Regions from separate parts of the Homo sapiens genome. Here region 1 is linked to region 2. The links are chromatin contacts, found by Hi-C or POLR2A ChIA-PET in ENCODE. All regions are on one chromosome and are shown on one strand. Each heading gives the region's core, a stretch centred on a gene start or an enhancer-like site at or near the end of the contact. The rest is flanking DNA. Distances are from core to core; before and after follow the strand shown. Region 1 has its middle 47 kb from the start of JAK2. Region 2 has its middle 50 kb from the start of MIR101-2.

The links. A loop is a pair of places that touch in the nucleus more often than their neighbours do. ChIA-PET counts read pairs that join two places held with the same protein, here RNA polymerase II (POLR2A). Pooled maps may share reads with other maps.
Region 1: a map of ascending aorta shows a loop between it and region 2 (3-fold over the local background). The contact joins two enhancer-like sites. A Hi-C loop is called at or near these places in 4 of 168 maps with a recorded cell type or tissue (aorta, ascending aorta, cardiac septum and 1 more) and 3 of 50 pooled maps. POLR2A ChIA-PET finds 5 or more read pairs at or near these places in 1 of 52 experiments (activated naive CD4-positive, alpha-beta T cell).

What each region holds. Positions count from the first base shown.
Region 1 is chr9:4,934,433-4,941,792 of GRCh38, forward strand. No RefSeq gene overlaps it. Among named protein-coding and RNA genes, the nearest start is that of JAK2, 47 kb to the right of the region's middle. Within about 2 kb of position 4,784, at least 4 of the 41 ENCODE cell types and tissues checked have a DNase peak (open chromatin) inside an H3K27ac peak, as active enhancers do.
Region 2 is chr9:4,896,416-4,903,772 of GRCh38, forward strand. No RefSeq gene overlaps it. Among named protein-coding and RNA genes, the nearest start is that of MIR101-2, 50 kb to the left of the region's middle. Within about 2 kb of position 5,481, at least 7 of the 41 ENCODE cell types and tissues checked have a DNase peak (open chromatin) inside an H3K27ac peak, as active enhancers do.

The sequences.
Region 1 (7,360 bases), core at 3,534-6,033, 37 kb after region 2:
TAAAAGACTATTTATTGCTGGGCGTGGTGGCTCATGCCTGTAATCCCAGCACTTTGGAAGGCCAAGGCAGGCAGATCAAGAGGTCAGGAGATTGATACCATCCTGGCTAACACAGTGAAACCCTGTCTCTACTAAAAATACAAAAAATCAGCCAGGCATGGTGGTGCGTGCCTGTAGTCCCAGCTACTTGGGAGGCTGAGGCAGGAGAATTGCTTGAACACGGGAGGCGGAGGCTGCGGTGAGCCGAGATCATGCCATTGCACTCCAGCCTAAGCAACAAGAGCGAGACCCCATTTCAAAAAAAGAAAAAAAAAACTATTTATTGTTTATCGGAAATTCAAATTTAACTGGGCTTCCTGTTTGTTTTTGTCATTGTTTTCTAAATGTGGCAACCCTAATAAGAGAAGATTTTTCAAAGAGAGAGCTATTCCTCAGGGATGTTATAAAAAGGTCTAAGACATGTGGGATGGTCTGTATCTGAGGTATTTCAGCTGCCTTCTGCAGGTGGGGGAATTTATTCCCGCTTAATTATGTATTTTGCATGTCTTAAAATTCATTTGGTGCTTAATCTCATACTCGAAATAACTGCAACTGCTACTGCTCTGCTAGGGCTGTTACTGGCTACTCTATCAAACAGTGCACTCCATTTGGGTAATCTGAGCAGAGTTTAACAGAAGGACAATTTACAGTGGTTCAGCGAGCATGTAAGGAACTGCCAGGGAGAGCACAATGACCCACAGCAAGGTACCATTACCTCATCTAGGCTTGAAGGCTGTGTGGGAAGGGACACTTTGCAGGCCTTGTGTCCAACTGTCAAGAAACCTTGACAGCCCCATGGCAACCCTCCAGGGAGGGAGCTGGAGAATACACGCCTCACTTTCCCCTTCTTTCCTTCCCCCATGCTCCTACTGGGCCTCTCAGGCAAGCAAACCCAGGCAGAAGCCATATAGGCTAGCCTCCCAGGGCAAGGGAGCCTGGAGAAGGACAGAGAGCATGTGGAGAAGCCAATGGATGAATCAAGTCTGAATATGTGCTCTGTGCTTCCAGCACCATTAAGCATTTCACATAATCACCTCATTTGAACCTCATGACTGTCCTACGAGGAATGCACCATTATTGTTCCCTTTTACAGATGTGGTAAAGGATTAGTGATCTTGAATAATTTGTTCAAGGTCACAGAATCCCAATACACTCACCCCCCATCACTGTATAATACTTCCTGCTGACATCTTTAATTATCCTTATTTATTTATTTTTTTAAATTCATGGTGTTTTAACAGTTTCGTTTTTCTTGTCATGTTGCCAACTATTAAAACTTTGCCCAGACCTAGTTTAGCAGCCAGTAAACAAAATATGCTCACTCGGTGTTTGTTAATTTTTGTTTTTGTTTTTATTGTTTAATGTTTGTTAGTTTTTGTTTGATTTCTGACTTGGGAGAGCAGCAGCAGCAGGAAGTCCAGATTTAGGAGTTGGGTCATTCAGTTGTTTCCTTACAGAAAAGCGGCTAGAGGAAGGCACCCAGCTCAGAATATACCTGGCACAAGGAAAGGCTCATTAAGCCAAGGTTCGAAGAAACCCCAAAAAAGCAATTTTACAGAATCTTAGACTCGGAAGGGACTTTAGACATCACCTACAACCTCTACCCTATGTGTGATTCCTCTCCACAATTCAGTCCCTGTTCTTGTCCCTAGGGTTACCTCTTCTAAATAAACATCAAGAGAGTGTCTGGCCAAGAGATTCGTGGAGGGGTCCACAATTCCCTCGCATGATTCTTTTTGTGACCTAAGAATTCCATTTCACTTCTGAACTTTGATATGCCTTGGTTTTCCCACTCATAACATGGAGGTAGGTAATGTAAAATATATCAGTCTCCATTATCTCCTTAAACAGTTATAGTGCTTCCTGAAGAAAGTGCCAAGCTGTGCTGTTAGAAAGAGTAGGAGCAAACTAGGAAGCTGGCACCAATTGTACAGTTAGGTTTCTGACATGTAAAAATCAGGAGAAGGGAAATGTGGGTTGGAAGCTTTAATTGTGAGCGGAGAATGAAAGCTGATTCAGTTAGTGTGTAATGTAATTTGGAAAGTGGAAATAATGAAAGGGAAACAGTTTTTATTTCTGGGAAATGAAACAGAAAGAAATACAAGTAACGAGAACAACAGCAACAGCAACGACAAAGCCAAGCCCATTACCCACAAAAGCTACAATTTTTTCTTGTATTTGGGTCTTTGAATTGCTACTCTCCCCAGAAAAAAAATAGTTTTTAATTGAGTTTGCAGTTCCCTTTGAATTTCATAAGTGATTTACACTATTAAGTTTACTTTAATTTTAATTAAATATATAATATATATTTAGTTAATATGTAATATATATTTAAACACACACATATCTTTCTTCCAACATTCACATTAGGATTTTTTAATGGTCAAAGAAGATATTTCTGAGTTCAAAACTCAGTTTTAAAGTAGAGTTTGGTAAAGTAGGGACATTTTGCTTTTTGGACATGGCTTTCTCCCTCAGCCTATTTTTGGAGCATGAGATCTTGTGGGCCTAAGTTCTGCATTCACCACATCTCTCCTGAAACCCCTGACTTCCCCTCTGCTACCATCACCCAGGGATCCCCCTTCCCACTCCTGTAACACTTTATGTCTGCTGCTCTACAGTACTTACCACACATCTCCCTCCCACCTGTATCAGATGGTCCTATGGGTAGAAAAATGTCTTATATCTTAGTAGTCCAATGTACCTGGGATGTAGTAAATGTCAGAGTCCGAAACTGTCTTATTTTCCAGATTTGGGCTTTGTAATAAAGGCCTTTTGAAGATAATGCCTAGGTCTTTGATATGTAATTTTAGGTAAAAAGAAAACTGAAGGAATGACTCTAATGGTAGAGGTTTCCGGCTGGAAAAGAGGATAGTGTTATTAGAGTCTGTGGGTAATTTGGGGGACAGAATGGTCTTCCTGGTAGTCCTTGAATCATACAAAGTCAATGATAGTTAGCTTGGTGTACCTGCTTGTTAAGATGGGCCTGGACAATGCTCTGACTTGTTGGGAAATAAGTAGAGTGAACAACAGTGTCTGTTTGTCTGGGACTGTCCCCATGTTAGCATGGAAAGTTCCATATCTTGGGAAACCCCCAGTCCTGGGCAAACCAGAGCACTGGTCACCCCATACAATCCAAATATACAGTGGAGTATGGCCTCTTAACTGTCACATTAACGTGCTGATAACTTGGACTCTAGTACTTGTAGGGAAAAGATAAATCTTCAAATAAGTAAACAACTAGCCCAGTTTGGGAGGATGTCAGTTCTGCTTTCTCATTAAGATAAGGCAATCTTAAAATCATTAGAGAACTCACAAATGTGGCTATAAAAATAACAACAGTTACATAATTAGATTTCCTTGGCTGAAACCACTAATAAGACATTGCCAAATTTTAGCTTATTGTTGAAGATAAATCTCTCTCACCCATTCTCTCTCTCTCTTACACACACACGTGCACACACACACACACAATTTTTATTTTTCTGGCTTAGCATACTTTTATTTTAATTATAGGTTTTATCGTTTTTCACCATGTTAACAGAACAAAGTTGGTTTGTTGTTGAAGGATATGATTTAAATGGATAGCTATTGCTGTGGTTTACTGAAAGCACAATACTGCATTATTTTGAAAATATGTTTAATGAAGCATATTTTCATTTAAAGCATACCTGTACTTAATGGAAATTTTTGAGATCCATCATTTCTAAAGATGAAGAGAAGAGGCTGTGTAGCCACCAAATGCTTGCTGGCCCTCTAACGCCTAAAGTGCTACATTTATTTATTATAAGAATATAGAGATAATAAGACTGTTTATGAATTACAAATCAATAATGAAATAACTCTTGGGCTAAGGACAAAATCAAATGGAAATTATAAATCACATAAATATGAATGGGCACAGAAGCATTACTCTACAAAATCTGTGGGGTATGGTCAACATGTTGTTCAGAGGGAAATCTATAGCTTTCAATGTCCATATCAGAAAAGAAGAGACATGGAGAATAAATTAACCAAACTTTCAAATCAAAATTTAACTTCCTAATTCAACCATCAAACAAACAAACAAACAAACAAACAAACAAATAAAACACAAAGTAAAGAGAATGGAAAAAAATGTAATGGCAGGAAATAATGTGATAGAAAAGGATAATAGAGGCTGCTGAACTTGAGGAAATCCTCCTTTTACACAACAAGGATGTCAGCTGCCCAGACTCTGACTTGGAGACTCACCTCCCAGCCCAAGGAATATGCGTTATGAGAGTAAGAAATACATGATTACACCTCTGCATGGATGACTGCAAAGGGGACAATAATAACTAACAATAAGACCCATGTGTCAAGCATTATGCCAGGCAGCTTATATAAATTATATGGTTTAGTTGTATTTCTTCCTCATTTTCTGATAAGAATATTGAAACACAGGATGGCCTAGTAATTTCCTCAATACTGAGGGACAGTAATTAATGTAGCTGGAACTTGAACTTCAGAAGGGTTATTAAGTGGGGTTTAATTTACCACATGTTGTTAAAGATGCCATTGGCTTTAGAAACATCTTGTTTTGAAAATTCGTATCTGTTTGGGAAGATCATGATACTATCAGTCGGTCATGCTTTAGAGTGAAATGGTTCAAACAGATTGCTTTCCTTTCAACAGCTAGCTGAGGTTAGCTGTGTTAAGAGAATGGGAGTTTTGAAGTGGTTAAAGAGAAAGAAGTAATGCAGGAGTGGCACTGCTTAGAGGCTAACACCCCCATCGGAATACTGGGCAGCTGGTAAGCAAAAGTACAGAAAGGGAAGTGAGAAGATGCCAAAGATAAACTCTATTTCAAAATTCTGACTATGGTCAGCCCCACCCTCAAGAAGAGAGGGACAGGTTCTTCCTCTTTTTCTGTCCTGTACAAAGCAATCTCCTATTCCCAGGACCAGGAAGTTCAGGTCCAAGGGCCACTCTAAGGAAAATAGAGTTGGAAGGGACTTTAGGGGTCCTATCCAGTCTACTCACCACAAGGCCTCCCACACCCTCCTGCATGAATCCTCCAAACTCCTCCTGACCATCTTTGCATCTTTGTTGCTCCTTTGTTGTCTATTTGGGGCTCGAGTTAGTTGTTAGAAATTCCTTTCTATCAGCCAACAATCTTATCTCCCTTCAACTTCCCCTCATTTGTCTTATATCTGCCCCTGGAATTGCCCAGTCTGTGTGGTATTTGTTCCAATGGAATTTGATCTGTCATATACTGTTGCTTTTGGCTGATTTGCTAAATTGACTGGATCTCTCTCTAAACTCAATGATTTGGATCAAGGTAAATGCTGGTAAAATGTGCCAGCAATTTCTTTTTCAGAAAGATCTTGCTATTGCTCTGTTACTTTTGTTTGTTTGTTTTTTTTTAAAGAATGTTCCCAATAGATTCATTTTGAGGGAATAGATTCACCTATGAATCCATGGAGTGACCCACACAAAACACCTACATAAAAAAGAAACAAAAAGAGTATGTTTTCTTACTGACAAACACTACTTGAAAGCTCTTCAAGTCCTTCGTGGTATAATAAAGTAAATAGATATTGAGAAGAAGAGATCATCTAGTTAACAAACATGGAAAAATGTTCCACCTCACTTTTAATTTTAAAAGTGATAAGATACCCCTTCCATTCATTTGGCTACAAAGCATAGCAACATTTATAATAATATTTAATGTTTGTTAGTACTATAGTACATTACCAGTAGAATTAGAAACGTCTTTTAGAAATTGATTTAGCTATATGTATTGAGATCTTTTAGTTTTATTTATTTAGTAATTTTTAGAGGCAGGGTCTTGCTATGTCGCCCAAGCTGTTCTTGAACTCCTGAGCTCAAGGGATCCTTTTGCTTCAGTCTCCCAAGTAAGTAGAATGACAGGTGCAAGCCACTGCACCTGGCTATCAGGAGATTTTAAAATATTCTCATCCTTTCACCTAGTAGAATCTCCTGGGTATTTGTACTAAGGAAATAATCCAGAGATTAAAAAAATATGCCTACGGTTTGCACTTCTCACAGGAAAATTATTCATAATAGTGAAAAATTAGTCACAGCCTAAAATCTAACAACAGGAAATAGTTTAACTAGATTATGGTGCATCCACTCAATGGAAGATTATACAGCCATTTCAAATAACGATTATGAAAAAAACATTATATGTAATCTATATTGTCCTAGTGGAAATATCTTAGGTAAGTCAATGGTAGCGAATCAGAAAAATATTGAGACTCAGTAGTTTTTAGCCACATGAAAAATTCTTGCAGTATATAAAAAACAATGTATACAAAGAAATGCACCAAAATTATTATTATGACAGAAAAAGGGTGGGAGAAGTGTTTTTATATTTAATCAAGAGCTGTACTGTATAACTGAATTGTTTGCCAGCGGAGCAGAAGGCAGATGGCTTGGTTAAACTCACACATTCTTGCCCACTCCAGCTATTTTTATAAGGCTCTTACGGTTTTAGGATTTTCTTACATTTTTGTTGATTCTTGTACTCTATTTACTTCTTCTCCAACTTCATTATGGAATATTATCTAGTGTTTATTATTTGTCTGGGGTCCCCATTGATATTAGCAAAAAACACTGGTCATTGGGTTGTACTTGATTATTTGAGTCTTCAAAGCTCCTTGTCATTGCATATTGCGGGACTGAGAGTTAATATAAGGATATGATTCTATCAATCAATTTTCACAGATATATATGTCACTGAACACGAAATATGGGATATATTAGTCAGCTATTGTTACAATGCTGAGTAATAAACAGCTCCAAAACTCAGTGGCTCATAAAAATAAGCCTTTATTTTCCTTGTTCATGAGCCTGTGGATGATCTGGGATGCTCTGCTTCTTTTGCAGGACAGCTGGGCTTATATCAAAGCCTCAAGTTGGGATCAGGCCTGCTTCACATGTTCCCAAATCCCATTAGCTATCTGAGGCATATTCTTCTCCTGGTGGATTATGAAAGGCAAGAGGCCAAGTCAGGAGAATTGCTTGAACCCAAGAGGCAGAGACTGCAGTGAGCCGAGATTGTGCCACTGCACTCCAGTCTGGGTGACAGAGTAAGACCCTGTCTAAAAAAAAAAAAAAAAAAAAAAAAAAAGAGGCCAAGTCAAACTACTTAAGGCCTATGCTCATGTGTGCTATCATTTAATTGATCAAACCAAATCACATATGTAATTATGCCCAACATCAATGAGAGAGGGAAATAACTCCCATTAGAAGTTCACCTGACAGAAGGAGGGGGTAAAGAATTGAGAGCAATGATCTAATGTACCATAGGGACAATGTACAAACAGATTAATTT
Region 2 (7,357 bases), core at 4,231-6,730:
TTTTATGGCTGCATAGTATTCCACAGTGTATATGTGCTACATTTTCTTTATCCAGTCTATCATTGATGGGTATTTGGGTTGGTTCCAAGTCTTTGCTATTGTGAACAGTGCCACAATAAATATACATGTGCATGTGTTTTTATAGTAGAATCATTGGTAATCCTTTGGGTATATACCCAGTAAGGGGATTGCTGGGTCAAATAGTATTTCTGGTTCTAGATCCATGAGGAATCACCACACTGTCTTCCGCAATGGTTGAACTAATTTACACTCCCACCAACAGTGTAAAACCATTCCTATTTCTCCACATCCACTCGAGCATCTGTTGTTTCCTGACTTTTTAATGGTCGCCATTCTAACTGGCGTGAGATGGTATCTCATTGTGGTTTTGATTTGCATTTCTCTAATGACCAGTGATGATTAGCTTTTTTATTCATATGTTTGTTGACTGCATAAATGTCTTCTTTTGAGAAGTATCTGTTCATATCCTTTGCCCACTTTTTGATGGGGTTGTTTTTTTCTTGTAAATTTGTTTAAGTTCTTTGAAGATTCTGGATATTAGCCCTTTGTCAGATGGATAGATTGCAAAAATTTTCTCCCATTTGTAGGTTGCCTGTTCACTCTGATGATAGTTTCTTTAGCTGTGCAGAAGCTCTTTAGTTTAATAAGATCCCATTTGTCAATTTTGGCTTTTGTTGCCATTGCTTTTGGTGTTTTAGTCATGAAGTCTTTGCCCATGCCTATGTCCTGAATGATATTGCCTAGGTTTTCTTCTAGGGTTTTTATAGTTTTTGGTCTTATGTTTAAGTCTTTAATCCATCTTGAGTTAAGTTTTGTATAAGGTGTAAGGAAGGGGTCCAGTTTCAGTTTTCTGCATATGGCTAGCCAGTTTTCCCCATATGGCTAGCCAGTTTTCCCAACACCATTTATTAAATAGGGAATCCTTTCCCCATTGCTTGTTTTTGTCAGGTTTGTCAAAGATCAGATGGTTGTAGATGTGTGGTGTTATTTCTGGGGCCTCTGGTCTGTTCCATTGGTCTCTATATATGTTTTGGTACCAGTACCATGCTGTTTTTGTTACTGCAGCCTTGTAGTATAGTTTGAAGTCAGGTAACAGCTTTGTGCTTTTTGCATAGGATGGTCTTGGCTATGTGGGCTCTTTTTTGGTTCCATATGAAATTTAAAGTAGATTTTTCCAATTCTCTGAAGAATGTAAAAGATAGCTTGATGGAGATAACATTGAATCTATAAATTACTTTGGGGAGTATGGCCATTTTCACAATATTGATTCTTCCTATCCATGAGCATGGAATGTTTTTCCATTTGCTTGTGTCTTGAGCAGTGGTTTATAATTCTCCTTGAAAAGGTCCTTCACATCCCTTGTAAGTTGGATTCCTAGGTATTTAATTCTCTTTGTAGCAATTGTGAATGGAAGTTCACTCATGATTTGGCTCTCTGTTTGTCTGTTATTGGTGTATAGGAATGCTTGTGAATTTTGCACATTGATTTTGTATCCTGAGACTTTGCTGAAGTTGCTCATCAGCTTAAGGAGATTTTGGGCGGAGACGATGGAGTTTTCTAAATATACAATCATGTCATCTGCAAACAGAGATAATTTGACTTCCTCCCTTCCTGTTTGAATACCCTTTATTTCTTTCTTTTGTCTGATTGTCCTGGCCAGAATTTCCAACACTATGTTGAATAGGAGTGGTGAGAGAGGGCATCCTTGTCTTGTGCGGGTTTTCAAAGGGAATGCTTCCAGTTTTTGCCCATTCAGTATAATATTTGCTGTGGGTTTGTCATAAGTAGGTCTTATTATTTTGAGATACATTCCATCAATACCTAGTTTATTGAGCGTTTTTAGCAGGAAGAGATGTTGAATTTTATCAAAGGCCTTTTCTGCATCTATTGAGATAATCACGTGTTTTTTGTCATTGTTTCTGTTTATGTGATGGATTATGTTTATTGATTTGTGTATGTTGAACTAGCCTTGCATCCCTTGGATGAAGCTGACTTAATTGTGGTGGATAAGCTTTTTGATGTGCTGCTGGATTCAGTTTGCCAGTATTTTATTGTGGATTTCTGCATCAATGTTCATCAGAGATATTGGCCTAAAATTCTCTTTTTTTGTTGTGCCTCTGCCAGGTTTTGGTATCAGGATGATGCTGGCCTCATAAAATGAGTTAGGGAGGATTCCCTCGTTTTCTATTGTTTGGAATAGTTTCAGAAGGGATGGTACCAGCTCCTCTTTGTACCTCTGGTAGAATTCAGCTGTGAATCCGTCTGGTCCTGGACTTTTTTTGGTTGGTAGGCTATTAATTACTGCATCAATTTCAGAACTTGTTGTTGGTCCATTAAGGGATTCAACTTCTTCCTGGTTGAGACTTGGGAGGGTGTATGTGTCCAGGAATTTATACATTTCTTTTAGATTTTCTAGTTTATTTGTGTAGAGTTGTTTATAGTATTCTCTGATGGTAGTTTGTATCTCTGTGGGATTGGTGATGATATCCCCTTTATCATTTTTTATTGCGTATATTTGATTTTTCTCTCTTCTTTCATTAATGTGGCTGGTGTTCTATCTATTTTGTTGGTCTTTTCAAAAAAACAGCTCCTGGATTCACTGATTTTTTTAAGGCTTTTTCATGTCTCTGTCTCCTTCAGTTCTGCTCTGTTCTCAGTTTTTTCTTGTCTTCTGCTAGCTTTTGAATTTGTTTGCTCTTGCTTTTCTAGTTCTTTGAATTGTGATGTTAGGGTGTCAGTTTTAGATCTTTCCCACTTTCTCTTGTGGGCATTTACTGCTATAAATTTCCCTCTACACACTGCTTTAAATGTGTCCCAGAGATTCTGGTACATTGTGTCTTTGTTGTCATTGGTTTCAAAGAACTTATTTATTTCTGCCTTAATTTCATTATTTACCTAGTAGTCATTCAGGAACAGGTTGTTCAGTTTCCATGTAGTTGTGCGGTTTTGAGTGCGTTTCTTAATCTTGAGTTCTAATTTGATTGCACTGTGGTCTGAGAGACTGTTATGATTTCCATTCTTTTGCATTTGCTGAGGAGTGTTTTACTTCCAATTATGTGGTCAATTTTAGAATAAGTGCGATGTGGTGCTGAGAAGAATGTATATTCTGAAGATTTGGATGATTTGGGGTGGAGAGTTCTGTAGATGTCTATTAGGTCCACTTGGTCCAGAGCTGAGTTCAAGTTCTGAACATCCTTGTTAATTTTCTGTCTTGATGATCTGTCTAATATTGACAGTGGGGTGTTAAAGTCTCCCTACTATTGTGTGGGAGTCTAAGTCTCTTTGTAGGTCTCTGAGGACTTGCTTTATGAATCTGGGTGCTCCTGTATTGGGTGCATATATATTCAGGATAGTTAGCTCTTCTTGTTGAATTGATCCCTTTACCATTATATAATGGCCTTCTTTGTCTCTTTTGATCTTTGTTGGTTTAAAGTCTGTTTTATCAGAGACTAGGATTGCAATTCCTACTTTTTCTTTGCTTTCCATTTGCTTGGTAAATATTCCTCCATTCATTTATTTTGAGTCTATGTGTGTCTTTGCACATGAGATGGGTCTCCTGAATACAGCACACTGATGGGTCTTGACTCTTTATCCAATTTGCCAGTCTGTGTCTTTTAATTGGGGATTTTAGCCCATTTACACTTAAGGTTAATATTGTTATGTGTGAATTTGATCGTGTCATTATTATGCCAGCTGGTTATTTTGTGCATTAGTTGATGCAGTTTCTTCATAGTGTCAATGGTCTTTACAATTTGGTGTGTTTTTGCAGTGGCTTGTCCTTGTTGTTTCTTTCCATGTTTAGTGCTTCCTTCAGGAGCTCTTGTAAGGCAGGCCTGGTGGTGACAAAATCTCTCAGGATTTGCTTGTCTGTAAAGGATTTTATTTCTCCTTCACGTATGAAGCTTAGTTTGGCTGGATATGAAATTCTGGGTTGAAAATTCTTTTCTTTAAGGATGTTGAATATTGGCCCCCCCTCTCTTCTGGCTTGTAGGGTTTCTGCAGAGAGATTCACTGTTAGTCTGATGGGCTTCCCTTTGTGGGTAACCCGACTTTTCCCTCTGGCTGCACTTATCATTTTCGCCTTCATTTCAACCTTGGCGAATCTGACAATTATGTGTCTTGGGGTTGCTCTTCTCAAGGAGTATCTTTATGGTGTTCTCTGTATTTCCTGAATTTGAATGTTGGCCTGTCTTGCTAGTTTAGGGAAGATCTCCTGGATAATATCCTGAAGAGTGTTTTCTAACTTGGTTCCATTCTCCCCAACACTTTCAGGTACACCAATCAAACATAGATTTGGTCTTTTCACATAGTCCCATATTTCTTGGAGGCTTTGTTCGTTCCTTTTCATTCTTTTTTCTCTACTCTTGTCTTCTCACTTTATTTCATTAAGTTGATCTTCAATCTCTAATATCCTTTCTTCCACTCGATTGATTTGGTTATTGATACTTGTGTATGCTTCACAAAGTTCTCATGCTGTGTTTTTCAGCTCCATCAGGTCATTTGTGTTCTTCTCTAAACTGGTTATTCTAGTTAGCAATTCATCTAACCTTTTTTCAAGGTTCTTAACTTCCTTGCATTGGGTTAGAACATGCTCCTTTAGCTCGGAGGAGTTTGTAATTAATCACCTTCTGAAGCTTACTTCTGTCAATTTGTCAAACTCATTCTCCGTCCAGTTTTCTTCCCTTTCTGGTGAGGAGTTGTGATCCTTTGGAGGAGAAGATGCATTCTGGTTTTTGGAATTTTCAGCCTTTTTGCACTGGTTTCTCCCCATCTTTGTGGATTTATCTACCTTTGGTCTTTGATGTTGGTGACCTTCGGATAGGGTCTCTGAGTGGATGTCCTTTTTGTTGATGTTGATGCTATTCCTTTCTGTTTGTTAGTTTTCCTTCGAATATTCAGGCCACTCTGCTGCAGGTCTGCTGGAGTTTGCTGGAGGTCCACTCCAGACCCTGTTTGCCTGGGTATCACCAGCAGAGGCTGCAGAACGGCAAAAATTGCTGCCTGTTCTTTCCTCTGGAAGCTTCATCCCAGAGGGGCATCCACCAGATTCCAGCCGGTGCTCTCCTGTATGTGGTGTCTGTCAGCCCCCACTGGGAGGTGTCTCCCAGTCAGGAGACACAGGGGTCAAGGTCCCACTTGAGGAAGCAGGCTGTCCCTTATCAGAGCTCGAACGCTGTGCTGGGAGATCCGCTGCTCTCCTCAGAGCCATCAGGCAGGGATGTTTAAGTCTGCTGACGCTGTGCCCACTGCTCCCCCTTCCCCCAGACACTCTGTCCTAGGGAAATGGGCATTTTATCTAGAAGCCCCTGACTGGGGCTGCTGCTTTTTTTTCAGAGATGCCCTGCCCAGAGAGGAGGAATCTAGAAAGGCAGTCTGGCTAAAGCGACTTTGCTGAGCTGCGGAGGGCTCTGCCCAGTTTGAACTTCCTGGCAGCTTTGTTTACACTGTGAGGGTGAAACTGCCTACTCAAGCCTCAGTAATGCCGGATGCCCCTCCCCGCACCAAGCTTGAGCACCCCAGGTCAACTGCAGACTGCTGTGCTGGCAGTGAGAATTTCAAGCCAGTGGATCTTAGCTTGCTGGGCTCCATGGGGCTGGGATCTGCTGAGCTAGACCACTTGGCTACCTGGCTTCAGCCCTCTTTCCAGGGGAGTGAACGATTTTGTCTCACTGACTTTCCAGGCACCACTGGGGTATGGAAAAAACCTCCTGCAGCTAGCTTGGTGTCTGCCCAAATGGCCGCCCAGTTTTGTGCTTGAAACCCAGGGCCCTGGTGGCGTAGGCACCAAAGAGAATCTCCTGGTCTGCGGATTGCGAAGACTGTGGGAAAAGCATAGTATCTGGGCCAAAGTGCACCGTTCCTCATGACACAGTCCCGCACGGCTTCCCTTGGCTAGGGGAGGGAGTTCCCAACCCTTTGTGCTTCCTGGGTGAGGTGATGTCCCTCCCTGCTTTGGCTTGCCCTCCGTGGGATGCACCCCCTGTCTAATCAGTCCCAATGAGATGAACTGGTTACCTCAGTTGGAAATGCTGAAATCACCCGCCTTCTGCGTTGATCTCACTGGGAGCTGCAGACCAGAGCTGTTCCTAGTTGGCCATCTTGCCAGTAATCCAAAAAATTTAATTTTTAATTTGTTCTCTATTATGTATTTTTGTTAAACTATATTAATTTAAAAAATAAAGTAGGCATAACCAAATAAAAAGCAAACATTTTGTTTGTGATAGGTTTCTCCCCCTCTTCATTATATTGCTTCATCCTTAAATATCTAGAAGTACGGATTGCTTACAGCTCCTTCCTGCCAGCAATAGATAGGAGTTAGTTGGTACAACCAGCCTGTTATTATTTTTCTTATTTTATTTTCATAGAATATTCCTTTTGGAATATTCTTCTTTAATATTTTGAGAAGATAAAATCAGTTTTTATTATTTTTGATGACAGAAACCAACGTGAACCAAGAAAATCCAATAATTTCACAGCCTTTTGAGAAAAAGCATCCATTATAGAAATTATTTATTATTTATTTTTTATTTTTTGAGATGGAGTCTCACTCTGCCACCCAGGCTAGAGGGCAGTGGTATGGTCTCGGCTCACTGCAACCTCCGCCTCCCGGGTTCAAGCAATTCTCTTGCCTCAGCTTCCCAAGTATTTGGGATTACAGACACATGCCACCACGCCTGGCTAATTTTTTGTATTTTTTCAGTGGACACGGGGTTTCACCATGTTGGCCAGGCTGGTCTCAAACTCCTGATCTCAGATGATCCACCTGCCTCGGCCTCCCAAAGTGTTGGGATTACAGGCGTGCCTGGCCAGAAATTATTTTTAAAAAGATAAAATTGAACTGGCCCCTACTTAGGAAAGTACTGCCCTGTTCTTATCCTTGCTGGGCATTGTGTTTTGTTGTTTAAAGTATTATGCCCCAAAATCATTTGGAAAAAAAAGTTAGATCCCTTTCTTTTTCCATATACTCAAATAAATTCTAAGTAGGTAAAAGATTGAAATGTAAAATGTAAGATCATAAAAGAAAATTTGAGTGAATATGTAATCTTAGGGAGAGAAAAAACTTTCATGGCATGATACCAAAGGTAGAAATCATGCAAGGAAACACTGATTACAAATATTAGTTAACATCTATTGAGGGGTTACTCTGTGCTGGGCCACGTATTGAGGACATGTACTATCTCATTTTGTTCTCACATCAAGCCTATGAAGTAGGTGTTATTATCACTGTTTTATGGTGCAAAAAATGAGGCACAGGGAAGTTGATTACCTTACTAAGGTCACACTGGCGGGAAGTGACTGAGTTAATATTTGGATCTCATTAGTCTGACTCCAAATC